3 separate regions of the Homo sapiens genome follow, and all the other regions are linked to region 1. A link is a contact called in ENCODE Hi-C or POLR2A ChIA-PET data. All regions are on one chromosome and are shown on one strand. Each heading gives the region's core, a stretch centred on a gene start or an enhancer-like site at or near the end of the contact. The rest is flanking DNA. Distances are from core to core; before and after follow the strand shown. Region 1 holds the start of PRRC2A (proline rich coiled-coil 2A). Region 2 holds the start of TAP2 (transporter 2, ATP binding cassette subfamily B member). Region 3 holds the start of GNL1 (G protein nucleolar 1 (putative)).

What was found. A loop is a pair of places that touch in the nucleus more often than their neighbours do. ChIA-PET counts read pairs that join two places held with the same protein, here RNA polymerase II (POLR2A). Pooled maps may share reads with other maps.
Region 2: a loop to region 1 is called in a pooled map, with 3 times the contacts of the local background. The contact joins the promoter of TAP2 here to the promoter of PRRC2A in region 1. A Hi-C loop is called at or near these places in 9 of 50 pooled maps. POLR2A ChIA-PET finds 5 or more read pairs at or near these places in 2 of 52 experiments (WTC11 and activated CD4-positive, alpha-beta T cell).
Region 3: a map of naive thymus-derived CD4-positive, alpha-beta T cell shows a loop between it and region 1 (6-fold over the local background). The contact joins the promoter of GNL1 here to the promoter of PRRC2A in region 1. A Hi-C loop is called at or near these places in 1 of 168 maps with a recorded cell type or tissue (naive thymus-derived CD4-positive, alpha-beta T cell), 1 of 37 single-sample maps with no recorded cell type and 10 of 50 pooled maps.

The regions. Positions count from the first base shown.
Region 1 is chr6:31,618,757-31,622,627 of GRCh38, reverse strand. It overlaps PRRC2A (proline rich coiled-coil 2A), which reads right to left and starts at 1,913. Exons shown (of 31, transcript NM_004638.4): 1 at 1,770-1,913.
Region 2 is chr6:32,836,662-32,840,532 of GRCh38, reverse strand. TAP2 (transporter 2, ATP binding cassette subfamily B member) reads left to right here and starts at 1,794. Exons shown (of 12, transcript NM_001290043.2): 1 at 1,794-1,880; 2 at 2,296-2,792; 3 at 2,882-2,996. The coding sequence starts at 2,300.
Region 3 is chr6:30,554,333-30,558,203 of GRCh38, reverse strand. GNL1 (G protein nucleolar 1 (putative)) reads left to right here and starts at 1,715. Exons shown (of 12, transcript NM_005275.5): 1 at 1,715-2,073; 2 at 2,484-2,649; 3 at 3,013-3,149; 4 at 3,289-3,440; 5 at 3,558-3,629. The coding sequence starts at 2,001. PRR3 (proline rich 3) reads right to left here and starts at 909. Exons shown (of 4, transcript NM_025263.4): 1 at 754-909; 2 at 1-54. The coding sequence starts at 859. RefSeq lists enhancers at 742-1,306, 1,307-1,871, 1,872-2,437.

The DNA of each region.
Region 1 (3,871 bases), core at 664-3,163:
AGGCCCTCTGGTGTCTTTTCCTCCAGTCTATGTAAACTGCCCACTCTTCTCAAGCAACCATGATCTACTTAGCTCCCTCATAGCTCAAATGCCATGTTCCCTCCTTTCCCCCAGACACCTTTGTCAAGGAAATCTAAGTAAAAATCCAGCATCCTCCTAGTATAAACACTCTGCCCTTTGTGCCTGTCTACAAAGAGTAATTCCCTACAAGTAATAATCTCTTCTCTCTCCACCAAAATCGTTTCAGAGACTTACAACAGGACAAATTCAAGCAAGAGAAAACTAAAAAAGAAGCATACAATTCCATCAGAGAAGAAGAAACAACACTTTAGATTCCCTGTTTATTGGACACAAGCTCCCTAATCATGCCCCCAGGGCCCTGTACCCCAGGCTCCCAGCCCAGCAGCCTCGTGTCCATCTGGGAAGGTTTGCAGGAAGGTATGCTGGGAGTTTAAGGATTTTATGAGCTTGCTCAGCCGGAATGGGGGTTGGTACCAGAGAAATCCTCATAGAACAACTAGGGCTGTACATACTCCCAGGCTATAGGAACCTCAAGTATTTGAAATATCCCATCTTTTCCTAAACTTGCTCCTGTATTGGCTCCTGGAAAAAATCGCCTCCAGATGAAATACTGTTTTACCATATGAAGAACTGAGAAAAAGCATTATGGAGCCACCTTAGCACCCTGTAACCATGGGCCAGAAAACAGAGGGCCAAGGCCAGAGCCATCTTCGTTTTCCTATCCTCATTAAAAATGTCCATCACCAGTGTTTCTTTACTCGATACCTCCAGCTCCCTAAGCAAGCCGGACGACAGGTCTCTCAGTCCATTCCAGAGTGACCAGGCATTCGTTTATGGACGGGAACAGTGTAAAGAGATGAGAAATAGTGGGGAAGAAAGCAGGGAAATCCAGACAGGCCCAGAATGAAAGCTAAAATTGGGGAGAAAGAACTTTATGACAAGCTAGAGATAAGATGGATGTTGCTTCGTAGGTGTTTGAGGAGGCCAATCTGTGAAGATAAATATATGAAGGGAAAACGAATACAAGAGTCATGTAGCGAATAGACCAAAACTAACAGAAAATAATGAATACGAAAGCAGGTGGAAAATATATGGAAACAGGAATGGCAAAAAAAAAAAGGATGTAGACAACGAAGTAAGGGGGCAGAGGCCCAAGAAGAAAAACGGGGTTGGGGGAGAAAGGAGACGAGGAACAGGAAAAATGAAAAAGCAGACATAGGGCGACTGAGCAACATAGAAAGCAAAGATGCTGGGATAAAAGCAGGATTCTAGAGTGGGAGTGGCTCGACACGAAGAGGGGCGTCCAGAGGGGGGAACACAGCGCTGGATGATAGGAGGGGGTCCAATATGGAGGAAAAGCGCCCTTCCGAGAGAACCGTCGGGCGCGGCCCACCACCACGGGGCGGCAGCCGGGGAGGGGGCCCACAAATGGGGGTGAAAAGCCAGGAGCGCAGCGGAGGGTAGGGAGTTACGGACCCAGGCGCAGGGGTCACCCCCTGAAGCCAAGACGGTGGGTGGTTAGGGGCAGACTACGGATCCTGAATGAACTGCCGGAGGTGCGGGTCCCGGAGTAGAGGTACCGGAGGGGGAGGGGCAAGCAGGCCCGGCAGCAGGAGGACAAAATGGCGGCGGCTAATGGCAGCTTCTCCTCCCCCCGGCCCACCACCGCCGCCGCCGCCGCCACCGCCACCGCCACCACCTCTCCCGCGCCGGAAAAGGGCGTCAGCGCACGGTTCACCCAGACTCACCTGGCCGGGTGCGCGGGGATCCGGGACCCGGGCCTAGGGGCTCCCCGGGACGGGATGGCGGTGGGGCGGGGGAGGATGGCGGCGGATGGCGCCGGGTTCGGCTCCTCCCGTCTCCCTCGCTCACTCCGCGGCTGAGCCCCGACTAACGGCCCATCCGGGCAACCGCCGCCCCCGGGAGCACCCCCTCCCACCTCCCACCTCCCTCCGCGCCTAGACACGCCCCTTAATTTGCATAAAGGGCGGGGCACTTTCTACCCTAACCCTCTACTTCCAGGGCTGTCTTTAGTTTAAAAAAAAAAAAAAAAGGGCCGGGCGCGCGGAGCATGCGGAGGTTATTTGCATAAAGAGGAGGGACTTAAGGGCACTAGGACCCCGATTGGCTAAGGAGGCGGGCCCCCAGCGTCGGCCGTTGAGCCGTGTTGAGGGGGCGGGAATGCGGTGCAGGTCGGCTGGGCGGTTGGGACGCAGAATTTACACGACGAATGTGGGAGAAAGAGGCGGAGCGTGCGTCGGACGTTAGTAGAAAGATGGGAGCGGAGAGACGTTGGGACGCCAAAAGTGGAAGGCAACGACACACGGCCCGTGGCGCCTTCAGCTAGGGAGAAAGAGAGAGAGGACGGGGGCTGGCGGGCGGGATTAGCTGCCGGAGGGCTGAGTTTCCGCAGGCCTGGTAAGAGTTCCAGCTCTCGCATCCCTTTGCCGTGAGTTTGAGGAGGTGGTTGGAGCGGGGAAATGCACCAGAGGGGCGGGGCCTTCCAGTTATTATATTACGTCATGCAAATGAGGTGGCTAGACAGACCAATCCAAAGGCCCCGGGAAGCGTTTCGTCCGCACCACGCAGCGTAGGCATTCTTCGGGCAGTTCTACCTATTTGCATAATGTATGCAAATCATTTGAACAAAGATAGGCTAGGAATGACTCGTTCATCAAAATATGGGCAACCATCGACTAAGACGGACATTTAATTTTATAACCTATAATTTTCATGAATAAATTTTTATATTTGAAATTATTGGGAATTTGTAATTTCTTAACAATGGGTTTCATTTTGTGAAATGCAGTACTGTTACCCTCCTTTGTCTCTTACTACCCGATTCTAGAACTCTCTGCTCCCATCAGAGTTATACCCATTCAACAGATCATTCAATGACTATGATTTGAAGGCGCTGGAGATAATGCACAGGATATTATAGAAGTAGAGAAATAAGGCCTGGCGCGGTGGCTCACGCCTGTAATCCCAGCACTTTGGGAGGCCTAGGCAGGTGGATCACGAGATCAGGAGTTCAAGACCAGCCTGGCCAACATGATGAAACCCCATTTCTACTAAAAATACAAAAATTTGCCCTACGTGGTGGCGGGCGCCTGTAATCCCAACTACTCGGGAAGCTGAGGCAGAGAATTCCTTGAACCAGGGAGGCGGAGGTTGCACTCCAGCCTGGGTGACAGAGCAAGACTACGTCTCAAAAAAAAAAAAAAAAAAAAAAAAAAAAGAAGGATGGGCGCGGTGGCTCACGCCTGTAATCCCAGCACTTTGGGAGGCTCAGGCGGGCGGATCACCTGAGGTCACGAGTTCGAGACCAGCCTGACCAACATGGAGAAACCCCGTCTCTACTAAAAATACAATTACCCAGGCGTGGTGGCGCATGCCTATGATCCCAGCTACTCGGGAGGCTGAGTCGGGAGAATCGCTTGAACCTGGGAGGCGGAGGTTGTGGTGAGCCAAGATCGTGCCATTGCACTCCAGCCTGGGCAACAAGAGCGAAACTCTATCTCAAAAAAAAAAAAAAAAGAAAGAAGTAGAGAAATAAAATATGATTATGCCTGGGGTGATTGAGAAATGTTTCTAGAAAAACTCTTATTAAGAGATATGAGGCCGGGCGTGGTGGCTTATGCCTGTAGTCCTGGCACTTTGGGAGGCTGAGGCGGGCAGATCACAAGGTCAAGAAATGGAGACCATCCTGGCCAACATGGCAAAACCCCGTCTCTACTAAAAATACAAAAATTAGCTGGACTGGTGGCGCGTGCCTGTAGTCTCAGCTACTTGGGAGGCTGAGGCAGGAGAATCGCTTGAACCTGGGAGACGGAGGTTGCAGTGAGCTGAG
Region 2 (3,871 bases), core at 545-3,044, 1.2 Mb before region 1:
TGTCCATGGACACTTGTTTGCAATTTCACATAGGTTAGGGTCCTTTCCATAGAGAGGCACCTGGGGACTCCTGTGTGTTCCATTGTTAATGGTTTGAGGAACAGGGAGTAGGGCACCTAGGATAACTGTTTTTGACTTTATAGAGTAGGATGAAAAAGCTTCCACTTCACTTTAATATGGTAATCATATAAACACCATACCATTTATCCCAAATAACACTTTGGAGATATTGGATATTGAATATAAAGACAGACATTAAGGGTCTAATTTCATGATGTGTCATGCTGAATTGCAAGATGGCAGGACTATAATTTTAGAGGAAGAAGAGATCAGGAGGACTCCCCTAAGTGAGGAGTGTGGGGAAAATGTAAAAGATCCAGGTTAGAAGAAAGAGACACACATCATGAGATTTTCGGAATCATGCTGGAACTATGGACCATGTCACTTTCCAGAAAATAAAGGAAACAAATGCTTGAAAGTAGGAGCATGAGCTTGAGCATGGAGCTTTTTTCATTAGAGAGAGATTCTTAAAATGCCAGAATGAATAGAGTTGTAAAACTTTAGCGAGCCCCTACTTAAAATCCCTCCTCCCCACCACCACTATTTTAAACTTTAAGTGACTCCTTGGTAGTCACACAGGTAACATTTCAAAATGGTGATCTGGAATCCAAGCGACCCTTCCTTTGGGGAATTTGTTTGTTTGTTTGTTTTTAGTTTGGGAGGTGGTTTCAATCTGAAGAGTCCTTTCTGGAATAAACGAATCTTTCTGTTGCATAGGAAGGCTCTGGGTCAGGAAGGATATTTAAAAACCTAATTACTGTTCTAAACAGTGTTAAAATAGAACAAGAACCAAAGCTCAGTACGGGGCATTTCCCTCATAGGCTGAAGGTGCGCCCAACATAATTTGGAGTACAGACTCAGAGGCACCTGAACACGCGCCAGCTCAAGGTGCTCCGGCTGAGAAGGACGGATGAAGATGAACGCTCAGGGCCTACTAAATTCAAAGTCTGTACGTGAAAATCCCCTTTGGCCTGGTGAGATTGGTTGGAACCTTCTATTTAGGAGAGCCCGGCTCGCTCGCCTAAAACTGGAGCTTGCATGGAAGAGGGCACTTTTTTTTTTTTTAGACGAAGTCTCACTCTTGTCGCCCAGGCTGGAGTGCAATGACCCGATCTCGGCTCACTGAAACCTCTGCCTCCTGAGTTCAAGCGATTCCCCTGCCTCAGCCTCCCGAGTAGCTGGGATTACAGGCGTCCGCCACCACGCCCTGGCTAATTTTTGTATTTTTAGTAGAGACAGGGTTTCACCATGTTGGCCAGGCTGGTCTCGAACCCCTGACCTCAGGCGATCCGCCCGCCTCGGCCTCCCAAAGTGCTGTGATTACAGGCGTGAGCCACCGCGCCGGACCAGAAAGAAGGCACTTCTTAATAGTAGGCTCAGAGCTTGAAGTAGTAACTTTGAGAAAATTCAGTGATTCTCCAATTACAAAGCATTCTCCAATTACAAAGCAAGGACAACAGATAAAGTTGCCCTTGAGACAACTGTATTTTACTTAATGATAAAGAAACATTTTTGCAGTTTTATATCCCAGAGTAACCGCCACTAAAGGCGAGTGAGACTCATTGCAGGCCTGTACAGTGCGAACCAGAGTTCGGGCTCCAGTTCCGCTGTCTGCGGGTCTCGCGCGCCCCCTCCCGGCGGCCCAGCCCAGAATGAAGGCCTTGGCTGGGGAAGCGAAAGCGAAAGCTGCCCGAGCCCTGACGCCCGCCCTGGCCGAGCGTAGCTGGCGGACCAGAGCCGGTAGCGAGGTTGGGAGAGACGGAGCGGACCTCAGCGCTGAAGCAGAAGTCCCCGGAGCTGCGGTCTCCCCGCCGCGGCTGGTGAGTTGGTGCGGAGGGGAACCTGGAGCGCCAACAGGGACGCAGCCCAAGTGACTACCCACTCCACGCTCCTGCTTCCCAGTCCCTCTGCACCCGGCGATAGGAGGGAGCGGAGCCCGGACCACTTAGCTCGCCGCGGCAGGCGGGGGTGGGGGTGGGGGTCCGGGGATTTTTTTTTTTTTTTTTTAAGCACGAGGCTCCTGATGGTCATGCTTCCAGCTCCCCAGAAGGCCGAAAGCTGTCTGTCGTAGGAGGGGTGTACGGATGAGCACCGGTTACTCAGGAGAGCTCTCAGGGTTGAATAGGATAAAATGAGAAGCCGATGGACGGGTTAGGCGGAGCCGGGCGGGTAGGAGGGCAGGGACAAGGATTGGGACTCCACCCCCATGATTTCTCATCTCGTATCCGTTGACAGAGCCATGCGGCTCCCTGACCTGAGACCCTGGACCTCCCTGCTGCTGGTGGACGCGGCTTTACTGTGGCTGCTTCAGGGCCCTCTGGGGACTTTGCTTCCTCAAGGGCTGCCAGGACTATGGCTGGAGGGGACCCTGCGGCTGGGAGGGCTGTGGGGGCTGCTAAAGCTAAGAGGGCTGCTGGGATTTGTGGGGACACTGCTGCTCCCGCTCTGTCTGGCCACCCCCCTGACTGTCTCCCTGAGAGCCCTGGTCGCGGGGGCCTCACGTGCTCCCCCAGCCAGAGTCGCTTCAGCCCCTTGGAGCTGGCTGCTGGTGGGGTACGGGGCTGCGGGGCTCAGCTGGTCACTGTGGGCTGTTCTGAGCCCTCCTGGAGCCCAGGAGAAGGAGCAGGACCAGGTGAACAACAAAGTCTTGATGTGGAGGCTGCTGAAGCTCTCCAGGCCGGACCTGCCTCTCCTCGTTGCCGCCTTCTTCTTCCTTGTCCTTGCTGTTTTGGGTGAGTCAGGAGAGGACGTTGTGAGTTGGAGGTGGTAAAAGGGCCTGGGCACCAGCACATTCTTGTGTTATTTTTCATGCCTCTTTCAGGTGAGACATTAATCCCTCACTATTCTGGTCGTGTGATTGACATCCTGGGAGGTGATTTTGACCCCCATGCCTTTGCCAGTGCCATCTTCTTCATGTGCCTCTTCTCCTTTGGCAGGTAGGTGGTGGGCAGCTGGGTCCATTTGCTAGCCCCAAATCTTTATAGGGGTCTTCACTTCCCTAACTCCATTTCTAGGCCCTTTCAGGCGCAAAACACAAAAATACTTAAACTAAAATATGGTGAATGTAGTCACCATTCTGTTTCATCTATCCATTCATTTCTTCCTTCGTTCATATTCATCCAATATCTTCAAAGTTTATCTGATCTTATTATAGGAACAAGTTATGAGTGAAGGTAGTACAAAAGGAATTTAAGTCTCAGATGGAATGTCTCTCAGTTGTCTCTCAACATTCCTAGGTCCATGAAATTCCATTTCTTTCTGCCTCCTACCTCCTACCCCTAAGTCTGTCTCCAAAGTATCTCTCCAGGGTCACTCCCTCAGGATGGGTATGCTTCTCCCTTTCACTCTTCTTTCCCAGCTCATCTTGCCAGTCCCTGAAGATCTTACTCTGAGGCTTATCACCTTTCTTTCCAGAATCATTACTCTTTTCCCTTCACTTGCTTTCCTTTCTCTTTCTAGACATACTCAAACAAACAAACTGTTTGATAAGGCTGGGACTGGGATGAGGTGAGCGAGGCACCTGGGGTGCAAAGTTTAAGGAGGTGTGCACTCACCTTACCCAAATCCCAGCCGGCCTGATTGTCTCTATTTTTATGGTCATACTTAATTTAGAGTACCCTCGAAAACCATTTCATTGTGCCTTCATTCCATCCTGGCTGCTTTCTGCTGAAACTACAGTCGTGCACTGCATAACGAAGTTTAGGTCAATGATGGGCCACATATAAGATGGTGGACCCACAAGATTATAATACCATATTTTTACTGTACCTTTTCTATGTTTAGATACACAAATACTTACTTCTGTGTTACA
Region 3 (3,871 bases), core at 466-2,965, 1.1 Mb after region 1:
GGTCGCCAGGTTTTCCATTGGCCATGGGGGGAGGGCCCAGAAGGCTGGGTGGTCCTAAGAGCAGACATGAAAATATGGTCATCAGAATGGATTAAAGGACTGATGATTCTGTTCTTAGGTGTTTTTCTTGTATTACTTATTTCTTAATTCAACCAGTAAAGTCAGGTATATTTTCAGCAGTCTTGGGAGTTCTCACCCCATCTATCTGCCCTTTTTTCTGCAAAGCTGTTTCAGGGTTTGCAAAAAGTAGATATTCAATCAAAGGGGATAATGCAGGAAAAGATACTGACAACTTTTTTTCTTCACCGTACCGTCGCTATCCAAAACAACCTAAGTGTCTCCAGACATGAACCAATCCCTCACCTTAACTGCTGGCCAGAGGACTAGTTTAGAGAAAGCTGCACCTGTACCTTTTCAGTCAAAGTCTGGATACAAACTGTCATCCCAGTCATCGCAATCTGCAACATCTCTACTACCCCTTTCCCCTACTGTTCTGCGGCTGCGCAAAAGAGCTCTTTATTCTCTCCACCCCCGCCTTCTCCAGAAAGGTCTGGGGCCGTATTGAGGTTGATGGTTCCAGTAAGAGAACTCCTGGTTCAAGGCTCCATTTGGGAGAGCCCCACTTCCATCCCTCCCCAGCGCGTGCGCCCTTCCTCCTTCCGTTACAGCCCCCTCCTTCGCACCTTATTAGCCCCTAGCCCCTTGCCCGGACGGGCTTGACAGGCATGTGCACATCCCTCCCAGACCCCTCACCGATGGGACTCCCATCCTCCTCATCTCCAGTCTCTTCCCGCTCGGGCAGCGGGGGCTGCTGCTGTGTCGGTGGCTGGTGATGATTCTGCTTCTTTCGTTTCGGCATCGTGTCTGCGGCAATGGCTGCAGCGGGATTTGGAGGGTAGTGAGGAAGGGGCACGCGGGGATTCTGTTTCCGCTTCCGGGGGGTCGGTGGGCAGCAATGCTGAGGCTCCCGCCATTCCACTTCCGGAAGGTTGCGGAGAACATCTGCGGCGGCCGCATTCCGGAGCCAACTGCCTCCCTCCGTCTCTGCCAGGCATGGCGGCAACCTCACACCTTCCCTTTGCTGCGTTTCTATAAATGCTTTGAAAAAATTACTCTTTTCTTCCCTCGCTGGAAAACACCACAACCAGCTCCTCAGAGTGTGTCACAGAGTCAACAGGCTCTCGGGCCAGAGGGCCTGAGAAGAGGACTGTCGCACCGTAAGATCGCCACATCCGGTCCTCGGTTACTATGGTAACAGCTGCAGGCACAACTTCGTGCCCTTTGACCTCCCCCCAAAAGTCCTTGTCCCGCTTGGGTTTCCCTTCTCGCCCGCTTTTGCACTTATGATCTGTAAACCTGCTCCTTATCATCGTTCCCACAAGGAATTTGGGTCCCAACAGGTCGGCACCCAGGACTCTCAGACCGCCGCCCTCCCCTAAAGACCTCTGACCGTGCCCCCGGTGTAGTCCAGCAACCTGGACGCAGTCTCGGCTTTCCACTAAGGTCAAGCCCGGGGCTTTGTAGTATAGCCTCAGCGTGTCCACGCCCCCTCTCCCCTAGGTAGTAGGCCCCGCCCTCCGCTCCGCCGCCCCCTCCAGGTGAGTGGTAGGTTCTCCCGGGAGCGCAAGGTAGTGATGACACGCGCCCCCCCTCCTCCGAACGCGAGTTGGTAGCGTCCGTGACGGAGTTAGCCTGGTCCTCCCACGCGCGCCTCCTTCCTCGCCGCCGGGGCGCCCTCTCGGTGCCACTGGCTCTCACGTGCCAGTAGCCCACCCCGCATCATCCTCTCGCCTCGCTCCTGGAGGGAAGTGACTATATCTCCCCCGTCCGCCTTCCATCGCCGCCGCGGCGGTAATTCTGTCGGGCCCGCCCGCTGACGTCACCTGCTAGCCCCGCCTCCTCTAGGGTCCCGGGCCCCTGCGGCGGGGGCTGCCCCGGGGGGCAGTCAGTTGAGGCGGCGGGAGCTCGGCGGAGGGCGGGCCAGGTGACTGGTCCGGGCCATGCCGAGGAAGAAGCCATTCAGCGTGAAGCAGAAGAAGAAGCAGTTGCAGGACAAACGGGAGCGGAAGAGAGGTCAGTGCGGGAGCGGGAGGAGGGGGCGGGGCTCGGGCTTCCGCACATCTGGAAGGAGGGGTGTGCCCGCTGCACCTCTGGGGATCGTGGGAGGGGGTCGTGGGACCGCGTCAACCCTCGCGGCCTATCGCGGAGGGGATCCCCCACCCCCCCTACATCTGGAAGGGGTGGGGAAGGATGGAGAGTTGGGGGAGGGGAATCCCTCCAGCTAGCACGGGGCGCCGTCCCCACTGCTCCCTGAAGGAGTGACTCCCCCCACGCACATCCGGGAGGGTCCCAAATAGGGTGTCTGGGAGGACTGAACATCGGAAGAAGTTGAGTGGGATGAAAGGGAGTCAGGCCGATGGGGGAGAGGGTCTTATGGCCCCTGAGAGCTGGCCAGCACTGGCGTCACCGGCCCCTCCCCGCAGGGCTTCAAGATGGGCTGCGCTCCAGTTCCAACAGCCGCAGCGGGAGCCGGGAGCGGCGAGAGGAACAGACCGACACCTCGGACGGGGAGTCTGTGACCCATCATATCCGCAGGCTTAACCAGCAGCCTTCTCAGGGGCTGGGTCCACGAGGCTACGACCCAAATCGGTGAGGGTGGGAGGGGGCGCTGGTCCCGGCTTTCCCGCCTACCCGGAAGTCAGAGCTTTGGGGGAAAGCGGGCTGCTACTGGTGAAGACGGTGGGCCTGGGATGCCACAGTTCTCCGCTAGCCACTCGGCTCCCCACAGCGGGCCACAGTCTTCCTTTCCAGAGGGGCTGGAGAGAGTTGGGCTTTTAGAAGGAGAAGGCTGAGTATTGCCTGAAAGAAGGACTTGGGGGAAGTCTGACTTGAGAGAGGAGACTTGAACGACTCTGGAGAGAATGGTTTGCGAAGTTGATTGTACAAGAGGGGAGAAAATAGGAGTTTGTGGCCACAGGATTGCTCTGGATGTCTCGGTCCCTGTTCCCTTAGATACCGACTGCATTTTGAGAGAGACAGCAGGGAGGAGGTAGAGAGGAGAAAGAGAGCAGCCCGGGAGCAAGTTCTACAGCCGGTCAGTGCTGAGTTGTTGGAGCTGGACATCCGGGAGGTGTATCAGCCTGGCTCAGGTGAGTGAGAGCAAGACAGGCATTGGGCTGGGGAAGGAGTTTGGAAAGGTAAAAGCCGACTGTGAGGAAGGAGGGGTCTGGGATGTACTCTTGAATCCTGAAGATTTCCTCACACTTGGACTTTTTCCTGAATTCCCAGTTCTGGACTTTCCTCGACGTCCTCCTTGGAGCTATGAGATGTCCAAGGAGCAACTAATGAGCCAAGAGGAACGGAGCTTCCAAGACTATCTTGGGAAGATTCATGGGGCTTACTCCTCTGAGAAACTCAGCTACTTTGAGCACAATCTGGAGGTGACAGTGTACTCTAGGGACAGGAGTGGGGCATAGTGACCTATGGTCAAATTGGTTTGGGATCAGGCTGGAGAGGGACTCTGTTTTCAGTTTCTCTTCCTGATCCTGTCTTTTTAGACATGGAGGCAGCTGTGGCGGGTGTTAGAGATGTCTGACATCGTCCTGCTTATCACTGATATCCGACATCCAGTGAGTACTAGGGATAAGGGTGGGCAAGGAGGAGGGAGAAAGGTTTTTCAGGGGCAAAGGTCAGAGGCAAGAGTTGGGAGACAGAGAGGTATCTATCTTCCTGTCTTTCTAATCTCTACCTAGTGCTGATGTCCGCAGTTAGGAACTCAGTTTTTTATTCTCTTATAGCCTGTCATTCCTCCCTTGGCCAGCTCACTCTTCTCTTCAAAACAGCCATGTCCTGTCCTTTAGCTCATCACAGA